Regions from separate parts of the Homo sapiens genome. Here all the other regions are linked to region 3. The links are chromatin contacts, found by Hi-C or POLR2A ChIA-PET in ENCODE. All regions are on one chromosome and are shown on one strand. Each heading gives the region's core, a stretch centred on a gene start or an enhancer-like site at or near the end of the contact. The rest is flanking DNA. Distances are from core to core; before and after follow the strand shown. Region 1 overlaps PPP2R5C (protein phosphatase 2 regulatory subunit B'gamma). Region 2 overlaps WDR20 (WD repeat domain 20). Region 3 has its middle 16 kb from the start of DYNC1H1. Region 4 overlaps LINC02320 (long intergenic non-protein coding RNA 2320).

Region 1 (2,700 bases), core at 102-2,601, 160 kb after region 3:
AAACACTATAATGTTAAAATTAAATTTAAAATATCAATATGAATGTACGATTCAGAAAATTTATATCCTCGCTCCCTCCATTGAAAGCATTTAAAAGTAATGTCAGACCAGTAGCAATAAACATCCCTCTGACCCAGATTTTGGTTGCTAATATATTTACTACTGAAAGGAACCAGGGCTCTTTGAAAAATAGCTGATTTGGCCAGGTGTGGTGGCTCATGCCTGTAATCTCAGCACTTTGGGAGGCCGAGGTGGGTGGATCACTTGAGGTCAGGAGTTTGAGACCAGCCTGGCCAACATAGTGAAACCCCATATTTACAAAAAATATAAAAATTAGCTGGGCATGGTGGCACACGCCTGTAATCCTAGCTACTTGGGAGGCTGAGGCAGGAGAATCATTTGAATGTGGGAGGCGGAGGCTGCAGGGAGCCAAGATTGCACCACTGCACTCCAGCATGGATGAGACCATGAGACTGTCTCAAAAAAAAAAAAAAGAAAAGAAAAATGGCTGATTTGAAGTCTGGGGAAGAGAAGGTATTAAATGAGCCCAAGGGATGTCTCACTGTGTCAGAAATCAAGGAATCAAAAATAAATGAGGCTATGTAAAAAAACAAAAACAAACAAAAAAACACACGAGCTACCCTAAAGGGCACTTAATGATTGCAATTATGCCATCTGAACACCAGAAAGACTAATGCTTTTGGTACATGAAAACACACTGAAATCAACAATATATTAGTCCACAATGATATTAAAACAAAGAGAAAGCTAGAAAAAAGCTTCAGCTGTCACCATTAGAGGGAACTGGTAATAAAAGACAAAGAATTAAGCTTATCCTTCTTTTTCAGTAGGAGCTCCATTTCAAGATAACCAAGTATCTCTGGTTGGTAAGAAAAATCACTGCTTTCAGAAGAACGTTAGAGTAAATGTTGAATTCGCTAGTGAAACTGAAACTACTGACTCAGGCAAGGATTATCAACTGTTGTTCAAGACATTAGCACATGGTTGACAGGGAATACACATTGGTAGGATGCCAAAATATACACTGCAGACTATTACTAGTACTTTTTGAATTGTAAAGGGAAATATGTAATTGTTCAATAGAGATATCAATCTGTCATCAACTGAATTCACTAGTAAAACTGAAAATTTAGCATCACTTCTGATGATAGGCAACCAGAGGCTATGCATCTCTCACAATAATGTCACTATCTCCTAAGTTATAAAGCGTTGCCTCTGATGTATTTCAGCCAAAAAAGGTTTCCATTTACAGGAACCGCAGTGGGGTAAGTGGGATATATTGCAGAACAACTGGGTCGGTTGATTTAACAAACCAGTGTTGTGGTTTAAGGCACTCCCAGATTGGCAGTGCCTCCAGGTGTCTGGCAGAGCAAAAACAAATCCCTATTGAAGAAGACACTTTGATTCTAGGTTTCAATTTATTTCACATATCTGAATACAATGACCAATATACAATAAAAAAAATCAGGTACACAAGGAAATAAGACATCATGAACAAAATGTGTCAAACACCTCAGATACTAGTGTGACCTGACGCAGGCTATAAAACAGCTGCGTTTACTATACTTATTTAGTATACTATACTAAACTTGTATACCATACAAGTTTTGATGGTATGTTCAAGAGAATAGGAAAATATTTTAAAATGGCACTGCAGACTGAAAAAAGAACCAAACAGAACTTTCATAAATGAAAAAAAAAACCCTGAAATTAAAAGCTCAAAAGAAGGGTTTGACACATATAGACAAATCTGAAGATTTACAACGAATAACAAAAATTGAGAATAAGCGTTTCAAAACTTTCGTATCAACTTAACAGGGTAATCTTATGTCTACTGACTATAATAATAAAAACACTATTTTATACACAGTGTATTTTGTACTTCACTTCTGTAATAATTTATTTTTACTGTATTTTATTTTCTGTTAAAATAAAGGACTCATATCTGGGAAAACATACTGTTACAATTCAACAAGAAGAAGACAACCAACTTAAAAAAAGACATCTCATCAAAGAAGAGAGACAAATGGCTAACAGGCATATGAAAAGATGCTTAAAATTTCCAGTCATTGGGGAAAGGCCAATGGAAACCACAGTGAGACACCATTACACACCCACAAGAATTAAGCTATAATCGAAAAGACAATAATAGATATTGGCAAGAATGTGGCCACATCAGAGCCCTCATACATTGTTGGTGGAAATGTAAAACAGTACAACCACTTTGGAAAACAGTTTGGCAGTTTCTTTTTCTTTTCTTTTCTTTTTTCTTTTTTTGAGACGGAGTCTTGCTCTGTTGCCCAGGCTGGAGTGCAGTGGTGTGATCTCGGCTCACTGCAACCTCCACTTCCCAGGTTCAAGCAATTCTCCTGCCTCAGCCTCCCGAGTAGCTGGGGCTACAAGCGAGTGCCACCATGCTCAGCTGATTTTTTGTATTTTTAGTAAAGATGGAGTTTCACCGTGTTAGCCAGGATGGCCTTGATCTCCTGACCTCATGATCCGCCCGCCTCGGCCTCCCGAAGTGCTGGGATTACAGGCGTGAGCCACGGTGCCCAGCCAACAGTTTCTTAACAAGCTAAACATAAATTTACCACACAAGCCAGGAATTCCACTCCTAGGTATCTACTCAAGAGAAATGAAATATCTGCTCGCACAGACTTCTATGCAAATGTTCACAGC
Region 2 (2,700 bases), core at 21-2,520, 250 kb before region 3:
ACAGGGCACAGGACAAAAACAAGGAAAGCAGAAGGAATATCCAAGCAAACAACCCAGAAGTGCCATGAGGAGAGCAGGCAGAAGAGGAAGGAGCTGCCACAGGAGGCCAGAGCCTCAGAGGACAGGCCTCTGAGACTTGAGGAAGCTGAGCCCTAGAGGGATGGAGTGCACAGGGAGGGGGTGGTCCTTAGGAGAGAGCACAGGGAAGCAGGGTGGGGGCAGAGAAGGTGCTGAGAGCAAAGGGACACCGTAGGGGAGGAGGGTGCAGGGCAGGTGCCTGGTGGAGGAAGGTGAGCTCCAGGAGAGAGGGACAGGGAAGAGACCTGCTCCCTGGGCCAGAAGGGAGGTGCTGGGGAACAGAGACAGGCAGAGGCAGGAAGGCTCTGGTGGGAAGCAGTGGAGGAGAGCCCCAGTCCCAGTCGCAGCCCCTCCAGGGCAGGGGTACACTGAGAGATGGGCAGGGCAGGTGCTCAGCGAGGAGGCGGAGGGAAGGCAGGGGAAGTAACAGAGGTGCTGGCAGAGCAGCTGGCCTGGCCACAGGGCTCTCCATCAGTGTCCAACTCCAAAATGCTCCAAGGCCCATTCTTAACAAACACGTTCATAAAAACACAAAAAACCCAAAACGCAAATAAACCTTAAAAGCAAAACGAAATACAGACACATTTCTATGTACGTCAAGACACCTGCTCTGGGCCAGTGCTCTGTGGGGATGCAGGCTCCATGTCTCCACTCAACGCTCAGCGCGGCCCTCCCCATAGTTCCAGCTCTGCAGGCCAAACAGACCGTGCCACTTAAGATATGAATACAAAGAAAAATCCCACGAACAGCGAAAACACTACCATCCCAAATGCCATCAACAGACAAGATTTTCAAAATACACTAGTTAAAATGAAACAAGAATAAAAATAAGTCTATAACCACATCAAAGTGTCATTTTGTGAAAGCAATTCACACTGACGCTTTCTAAGGCACTTCATTTTCTTTTTCTTTTTTTTCATTACTATCAATATGATAAGCAAAAATCAAAAATTAGTTTGGGGGTGAGTGGATCTGCATTTCAAAATGCAGATATTAATTTATAACAAAAATACTGAAACAATTCAAAAACCACAGCAGCTGCTTGAAAAGCCATAATGCAACCACAAGCAAAAATGGCAACTAAAGGCTCTGATGATGTAAAGGCATCTGAAGAGGGCTCAGGAAGTATTAGGAAAGGGTATTTCAAAGCCACATTAAGATGGGATCGGATGTCGTTTTATCTGTGTTCAAGCTTTAAGGAGTAGATCATTACGGGCTCATTTCCTTCCTTCGATTAGAAAATCAACAGAAACAAAACTAACAAAATGTGCAGACCATTCCTTTGTATCAGAATAGACAGAACACTGCTAAGCTTTACCCCATGCCTGGGAGGCACCTGCAGCTGGCAGGATGTGCCACGCAGCCTGGGCTGGCAGCAGTGTCCCTCCATACCCCAGGAGTCAGGGCCATCTCCTCTTCAGCATGCCCTTCAGTAAGACTGGATCTAAATGCCACAAGGAGACGTGGGACCTACCCAGTGTGTCTGCCTCAGCCTCACAGCCTGCGAGAGGAGAAGGGCAACAGCAGAGGGTATCGTGTCAGTAACGAAAGAAGCCAAATGCCAAGTTCTTTAACATTTTATATTTCAGCCAACAATTAACACATACTTGAAAATCCTTCAAAGTTACTATTCTGTGAATATACTCCAAAATCAGGATTTTTACACAGACAACAAGGTTGCATTCATTACCATATAGGAACTGTCCCTTTGTAACTCTTCCTCCCCAAATATATAACCATTAGTTATAAAAAGCAAACTTCAGAACAGGGCAGAGTGAAACACACACACACACACACACACACACACACACACACACACAAAAAAAAAAATTTAAAAAGTAAACTCCTCGCCCCTGTGGGGTGCTTCACCACAGTGAGCTGAATGTGACCGGGTGACTCTCCTCTGTGGGCAGCTCTGATGATGAGGACACGCTCCACGATCTGGGAGCTTGTCAGATGAACCGTGCGCCAAGATACTTTCAATAATGGCCCATTAGACATTTTCAAGGGCATCATATGTACAGAACGCTACAAACAGAAACCCAAAATCTACTCTGGAAGATTGGGGAAAGCAGAGACTCCAGGGAGCTGGGGATGATTTCCTGAGAGGGGCTAGAAAGGACTGGGCATTCGACTTTCTTTGGGTCTTGAACAGATGCACCAGCAAGGACCTCCAGTGTGACTGAGGACAGTCCCAGGGAGCGGGAAGAGGGCAGGGCCTGCCCATGCTCACTGGGCTGACCTGATCAGGGCCAGACTTGGAGATGAAGTTTGGTGAAGTTTGCCTTCACCCCCAATGGAAGGTGTGAGCCCTATGGTGTCCCCTCATTGAAAACAATCACAGACTGTGAAAGTCAACAGTGAGCGTCACGGTTTAGAGGTGATGCTTTCCTACCTTCTTTGTACCTCTCTATTTTCCAATTTTTCTATCAACAAGCATTTTAAATGCACACAATTTTTAATTGACAGGGGGAAAATCATCTTTTAAAATATACTTGTTCCCAGATGGGAATTTTTCATCTATGTTTATCTCAGGTGGATTTCTGAAATTTATAATTCCATTTCACTCATCTTTCCATCCCAACATTTATTACATTTTCATGTACCAGGCACCAGAAAGGA
Region 3 (2,825 bases), core at 254-2,753:
ACCATCACCTGCTGCTCAAACCCACACTCACGCCACTGCATGATCCCTTCCACCCCAGGGCCCTTGCACACGATGAGCCCCTGGCCTGCAATGCCCTTCCTTCACTTCCTTCATCGTCACCTTCTCAGTAAAGCCCTCCCTGCCTCTTTTGTAAATTTCTTCCCATCCTCTATACCCTTCCCACCTCTCTCCCCATCTTTAGCTTTTCCCTGTATCACTTATTCAACACAGCATAGATTTTGTTGAAGGCAGGGGTTTCTGCCTTCTGTTTAATGCTAGCTGCCCAGTGCCTAGAAAAGTGCCTGGCATCCAGTAGGTGTTCAATAGATATTTATAGAGTTAAATGCACTAAACTTAGGAGGCGGAAGTTGTTTTTTTTGGAGGCCTTTGCCCATTTCACTCCCTCCTTCCCGTTCCACCTTCTAGGTTTCTCATTCCCTCTGCTTCTTCTCTTTTGCTGGCTCTGGCCTGCAGCCCTCTTGCCCCTGGTGTAAAGGGCTCAAAACGCCAGACAGCTCTGCCGCCATGGGGAGGAGACCCTGACTGAGAAGCCAGGGCCCCGGCCTCCAGGGTCACCAGTACCTTGGGCAGGCCGGGGTGTCGCTGGGGCTTGGGTGACTCCACCAGGCATGGAGGGGGTGGGTACTCCCAGCTGGCTCGCCAACCTTCGCTTCTTGCCTCGCAAAGGCAACCTGGCGGAGGGTCTGTGGGTCAAGCAGAGTCCAGCTCTAGTTTCTCCCCTTCCAGGCTGTGCGCCCTCAGCCAGGCCTCTCCTCGCCTACAGGGCTCGCGGACACTTCTGACCCTCACTGAGGTCGTAAAGATTACAAGTCAGTGGTCCACAACGACTGGCGTCGGGCCCGCCGCATACCCACTATGTACGACTGGCCGCTAAGTCAGCCGAGGCCCTGGGGCTCCGCTCCACAACCCAGCCCACGGTCAGCTTTCCTGGGCTGCTCCGTCCCGCGAGGCCATCGCCCCATTCATATTCGGCAGGGCATTTCCACGCGTCCCGTCTCAGGCAAGCCCCAGAGCACCCTTTTTCGGGCAACACTGTGCCCACTTCACTGGAGAGGGAACTGAGGTCCACGTCATTGGGAGAGGAACACGTGACATATTGAGCTCTTTCCTCAGCAAGTGACCTAACCCGCCTTGCCCTCGGCCGTGAGCAGAGGGCCAGACCGGAAGTCCGCTAGCTCTGCTGTTCCGAGGCCCGCCAGTCTCCAAACCCCGGTCTTAGATCGAGGTCTCTGGCCGTTTCCCTCCGCAGCAAAACCCTTGTTCCAGGACTACACCAGACGGGTCACACGACCTAGATCGGCACGGTCACATGTCCCGCAGTCCGGTCATGTGCACCCTCGGACCAATCCCAGCGGCCAGGAAGGAGAGGCATTGTGATTGGCCCATGCCCTTCAGGGGGCGGGACTCCTGCTGAGGAGGGCCTTCCCCGTTCTCACCTCTGCGTTCCGCGTGAATCTCGCTCACTCGCGAGATTGGGCGTCTGACAGGTGCCCTTAGGTCCCACAATGCACAGGCCGGAGGCGGGGCGGTCCTGCATTGACGCAACCTCGCGCGCCGCTTGCGTCACCTCTCGGTGCCGCCCTTGAGATTGGGGCATTTCTCGCTGAGATCCTGCACTCGGCTCCAGGTATCCTGGAGGAAAGAACGAACTTCTCCTGGGCCCAGAAGTTTAGGTCCGCTGTCGTCCCCCGCCTGCCTCTAAGGCCCTCTCCTCGCGACAGCCTCTGAAACCATCGGCTCCTTCCTCATTTCTGTCACGGCCTGGCTTGCATTCCAAGCCAGGCACTCATTTCATGTTTATTGTTCCAGCTGGACTAGGGGTACTTAAACCGTGGTCCATGGCTGGGCTTCCGGGGCCGTGACCCCCTTAAATTATATGCAGTATGTAGCTTGTTGTGGGTGGCTTCTGTCACACTTAAATGCTGGGTGCCATCACAGGACTGGCAGGGCCCTACTGTGGTCGTCAGTGCGCTCTTTGTCAGCACAGAGCCTGACGCAAATGTCCAAAGGTGCTAATTAGACAGAGGCAAATATCCCAACTGTTGCCCTCTGCACACACCTCGGTCTACTCTTTTAAGACTACTTGCTGTTACCTGCACACACCTTTATTTATTTATTTATTTATTTATTTAATTTTTGAGACAGGGTCTCGCTCTGTCGCCCAGGCTGGAGTGCAGTGGCGCGATCTCGGCTCACGGGCTCAAGCGACCCTCCTGCCTCAGCCTCCCGAACAGCTGGGACTACAGGCCTGCGTCACCACGCCCGGCTAGTGGTTTTTTTCTTTTTTTTTTTTTCTTGAGACGGAGTCTTGCTCTGTCGCCCAGGCTGGAGTGCAGTGGCGCCATCTCGGCTTACTGCAACCTCCGCCTCCCAGGTTCAAGCGATTTTCCTGCCTCAGCCTCCCGAGTAGCTGGGATTATAGGCGCTCGCCACCACACCCGGCTAATTTTTGTATTTTTAGTAGAAACGGGGTTTCACCATGTTGGCCAGGCTGGTCTCGAACTCCTGACTGCCTCGGCCTCCTAAAAGTGCTGGGATTACAGGCGCGAGCCACTGCGCCCGGCCTAGTTTTTGTATTTTTTGTAGAGACGGGGTTTCGCCATGTTGCCCAGGGTGGTCTTGAATTCCTGAGCTCAAGTGATCCTCCCGCCTAGGCCTTCCAAAGTGCTGGGAGTACGTGAGCCACCGCTCCTGGCCCTGCACACAGCTTTTGATTGTACGCCTTCCTTCTGTCATCATGCTGTTCTCTCTGACCGAACAAATCTCTCTTCATCTTTCTATCAAACATCGATTGAGTTTGAGCG
Region 4 (2,700 bases), core at 28-2,527, 240 kb after region 3:
GGCATGCATTTCCAACAGCTCAGAGGCGGAGCTCCTGGGCATATTCCCTTCCCAGATGGCCTGCATGACGACTTGGGGAGGTCCAGGACGGCTGTCCTTGGTGATCAGGAGCATGTGAGCACTGGTGGGGATGAGGGAGCCCAGAGGGTCCTACTACACACCCTGCACTGTAATAGTCTGCTTGTGAGCCGGCACAAGCACACCCTGCTACAGGGTCAGACCCAAACTCCTGGGACGAAACAAAGGACTTTCCTCTGTGCTGCACTGTGTGCACCCCTAGCACTTCAAATAAAAGTTTGGCACCTTATACAGGGAGATATTTTGCTAGAACATGAACTTAAATGCATGCAGTATCATACAGGTCGAACAGGAAGCAGTATGGGGGTGCACAGTGCAGCCTCTGGAGACAAGACCTGGGCTTGGTCCTGCCTCTAAGAGTCACTGCTGTGTGACCTCAGCCAAATTACTCAAATACTCTGAACCTCAGATTCTTCGGCTGTGTAAGGGCAACAACAAATACTTCATGGCTGGTTGTGAGAATTACTTGAGCTGACACAAGAAACATGCAACAGTGGCTTGCGTGTGCTGAATGGGCAGGAAGTTTTCTGCTGCGTAATTTGCGATACTAAAAGCAAAGATGATTATTGAGCGCCCTCTGGTGACCAAATGGTACAATTACACCTTAGATTGCGCCAAGCTGGATACTTTTTTATGCGGGGCTCAAGGACTCACAGGCCCTGCTGGTGGTGAATTGCCTGCGGCCCCTTCTTGCTCCATTTCAGTTCCTTGGCCCCGGCGGTAGGCAGCCTCCTCATTAAAGGGGAGGATTTCACGGGACAGGCATCTTCACTACACCTGTCCCGGGCTCTTCAGAACTAGCTCCTGTCTCTAATGCTCGAGGGGGATCATGGTCCAGCTAAGGAAGCTGGTCCCTGCTGCAGCTGGGCTGGGGACTGCCAGGGATTCGGGGGCCTTGGAAACGGAGACCACAGACCCTGCTGTGTGTGTGTGGCGCCAGACCCAGTCTTCATGTCTCCAGGTGAACCGCAGAGCCTCATTCTGGATTTTAAAAACCTAGTTGTTACTGGGCCTGCAGGTCGGCTGTATCCCTGCGGGTTCTCTGCAGCCCCTGCCCCTGTGGGCAGTCATGCTGTGTGCCAGGCACTGTGCTGGGTGCTGGGGATACGGCACAGCACCTGGGGCTTAGGTTAGAGGGGGAGATGGAGGGGGATTTGGGCGGGGACTTCTGGAGTCCTGTCCCAGGGTGTGCAGGCAGTGGGTGTAGAGGTCTCCTTCCCTTCCCCTAGCGCTTCCTCATGCACAAGGCCTGTGCTGACACCTGGGTCACTCTGCCATGTTCCCTGCGGCCTTGAACTTAGTGACAGCCAATATTTACCAGCTCTGTCCACGGGCCATGCGTGGTAGGCCTTTCCTCGAGCCCTCGAGATGGCCTTGCGAGGTCGGTACAACCTCCTGCCAGTACCATCCCCTCCATTCTGCGGAGGAGGAATCTGACCTGGAGAGGTCATGTCCACGGGCCAAGGGAAGTCAGGGTCAGGCTCTCAGAGCCCAGAAGCTCTCACCCCTCGGGCCGTGGTTCCTGCTGCCCCTGCCCAGCCCTTCCCTTTTTGCCGGGAAGCCTCCTCTCTTGGCCTGGGCCTCATGAATTTCCTCCTGAAGGGAGTTAGGGGCAGGAATCCGGCGCCAGCAGCTTCTCACTCCTCCCAGGGCTGCCTGTCAAGCTGGGGCAGAAGAGGAGGCCCTCGGGGCACGTGCCTCCGGCGCTGCCTGCAGCGGCCTCGCCCAGGAAGTGCGGCTCAGCGGGAGCTCGCCCCTGTCCCTGCCTCCGGGGCGGCGCCGCCACGGCCTGGGAAGGAGGCCGAGCCCCTGCTCCCGCGACCCCTGCATGGGCGGGGCAGGCCCCAGGCCCCAGCTGAGACCAGGCTCCCGCTTTTTCAAGGAACCGCCGCGCTGGGCCCTTCACCCACGTGCTTTCCCTGCGGCGGCTCAGCCTCCAGCAGGCCGGAGGGTGCGCGTCGGGTCCCGGCTCCTCCTGCGCTGGGGACAAGCGGCCCCGCGCCCCCTGTCACCCCACGGAGGCCTTCACCTCCCCATGCCCGGCCGCGGCGGACCGGGGGAACTGGGGGCGGGCCGCAGAGGAGGCTCGGGGCACGGCGTGGGCCCAGGGCCGGGCTCCAGGGAGGGCGAGGAGGACGGCACCCCCCGCCGGCTGCGGTCGCGGCTCGTCCAGGTTCAGGCTTCGGCTGCTCCCGGAAGCCCCTGGCGGGGAGCGGCCGCCTGCGGGGAGATCTCGCGCCCCGGCCGCAGGGCTGCACATGGACGCCGGGACCTGCGCCTCCTCCAGCCCCGGCCCGCAGGGTCCTGGCTTGGGCACCGCCCTCTCTCTCCCCAGGGCCCAGCTCGAGGGGCTCACCCGTGGTGAATATGCGCCGGTCACAGAGCACGGGGCAGCCATAGAGGCCACACTGTCACCTCTGGGGACTGGACAAAAATGTCCAAATCCACGGAAAAATGAGATGCCCAAATAATCTCTCATAATTCTTCACGTTAACATTTTGCCTTCTTTTGTCACGTTCGTTCTCTGTCACTCTTTTTATATATGTACCTTCCCCCCACAACCCACTGGAAAGTAATATTCAGACATTGTGACACTTCACTTCTATATAAATTTCCCCTTAA

What was found. A loop is a pair of places that touch in the nucleus more often than their neighbours do. ChIA-PET counts read pairs that join two places held with the same protein, here RNA polymerase II (POLR2A). Pooled maps may share reads with other maps.
Region 1: a loop to region 3 is called in a map of psoas muscle, with 2.1 times the contacts of the local background. The contact joins two enhancer-like sites. A Hi-C loop is called at or near these places in 5 of 168 maps with a recorded cell type or tissue (B cell, CD8-positive, alpha-beta T cell, HepG2 and 2 more), 2 of 37 single-sample maps with no recorded cell type and 9 of 50 pooled maps. POLR2A ChIA-PET finds 5 or more read pairs at or near these places in 24 of 52 experiments (A673, B cell, BJ and 18 more).
Region 2: a loop to region 3 is called in a pooled map, with 4 times the contacts of the local background. The contact joins two enhancer-like sites. A Hi-C loop is called at or near these places in 5 of 50 pooled maps. POLR2A ChIA-PET finds 5 or more read pairs at or near these places in 2 of 52 experiments (T-cell and WTC11).
Region 4: a loop to region 3 is called in a map of B cell, with 12 times the contacts of the local background. The contact joins two enhancer-like sites. A Hi-C loop is called at or near these places in 30 of 168 maps with a recorded cell type or tissue (B cell, CD4-positive, alpha-beta T cell, CD4-positive, alpha-beta memory T cell and 24 more), 36 of 37 single-sample maps with no recorded cell type and 26 of 50 pooled maps. POLR2A ChIA-PET finds 5 or more read pairs at or near these places in 23 of 52 experiments (AG04449, AG04450, BJ and 18 more).

Annotation. Positions count from the first base shown.
Region 1 is chr14:101,790,678-101,793,377 of GRCh38, reverse strand. The region is part of intron 3 of PPP2R5C (protein phosphatase 2 regulatory subunit B'gamma); the gene reads right to left. Among named protein-coding and RNA genes, the nearest start is that of PPP2R5C, 30 kb to the right of the region's middle. Within about 2 kb of position 1,351, at least 6 of the 41 ENCODE cell types and tissues checked have a DNase peak (open chromatin) inside an H3K27ac peak, as active enhancers do; they include CD8-positive, alpha-beta T cell and PC-9, where a contact is called at or near this core.
Region 2 is chr14:102,199,666-102,202,365 of GRCh38, reverse strand. All of the region lies in intron 2 of WDR20 (WD repeat domain 20), which reads right to left. Among named protein-coding and RNA genes, the nearest start is that of WDR20, 61 kb to the right of the region's middle. Within about 2 kb of position 1,270, at least 4 of the 41 ENCODE cell types and tissues checked have a DNase peak (open chromatin) inside an H3K27ac peak, as active enhancers do.
Region 3 is chr14:101,946,834-101,949,658 of GRCh38, reverse strand. No RefSeq gene overlaps it. Among named protein-coding and RNA genes, the nearest start is that of DYNC1H1, 16 kb to the left of the region's middle. RefSeq lists enhancers at 1,084-1,273, 1,574-1,693, 1,398-2,059. Within about 2 kb of position 1,503, at least 33 of the 41 ENCODE cell types and tissues checked have a DNase peak (open chromatin) inside an H3K27ac peak, as active enhancers do; they include B cell, CD4-positive, alpha-beta T cell, CD8-positive, alpha-beta T cell and 6 more, where a contact is called at or near this core.
Region 4 is chr14:101,705,433-101,708,132 of GRCh38, reverse strand. The region is part of intron 1 of LINC02320 (long intergenic non-protein coding RNA 2320); the gene reads left to right. Among named protein-coding and RNA genes, the nearest start is that of LINC00239, 24 kb to the left of the region's middle. RefSeq lists an enhancer at 1-444 and silencers at 1,851-2,120, 2,131-2,250, 2,331-2,390. Within about 2 kb of position 1,277, at least 27 of the 41 ENCODE cell types and tissues checked have a DNase peak (open chromatin) inside an H3K27ac peak, as active enhancers do; they include B cell, CD4-positive, alpha-beta T cell, CD8-positive, alpha-beta T cell and 6 more, where a contact is called at or near this core.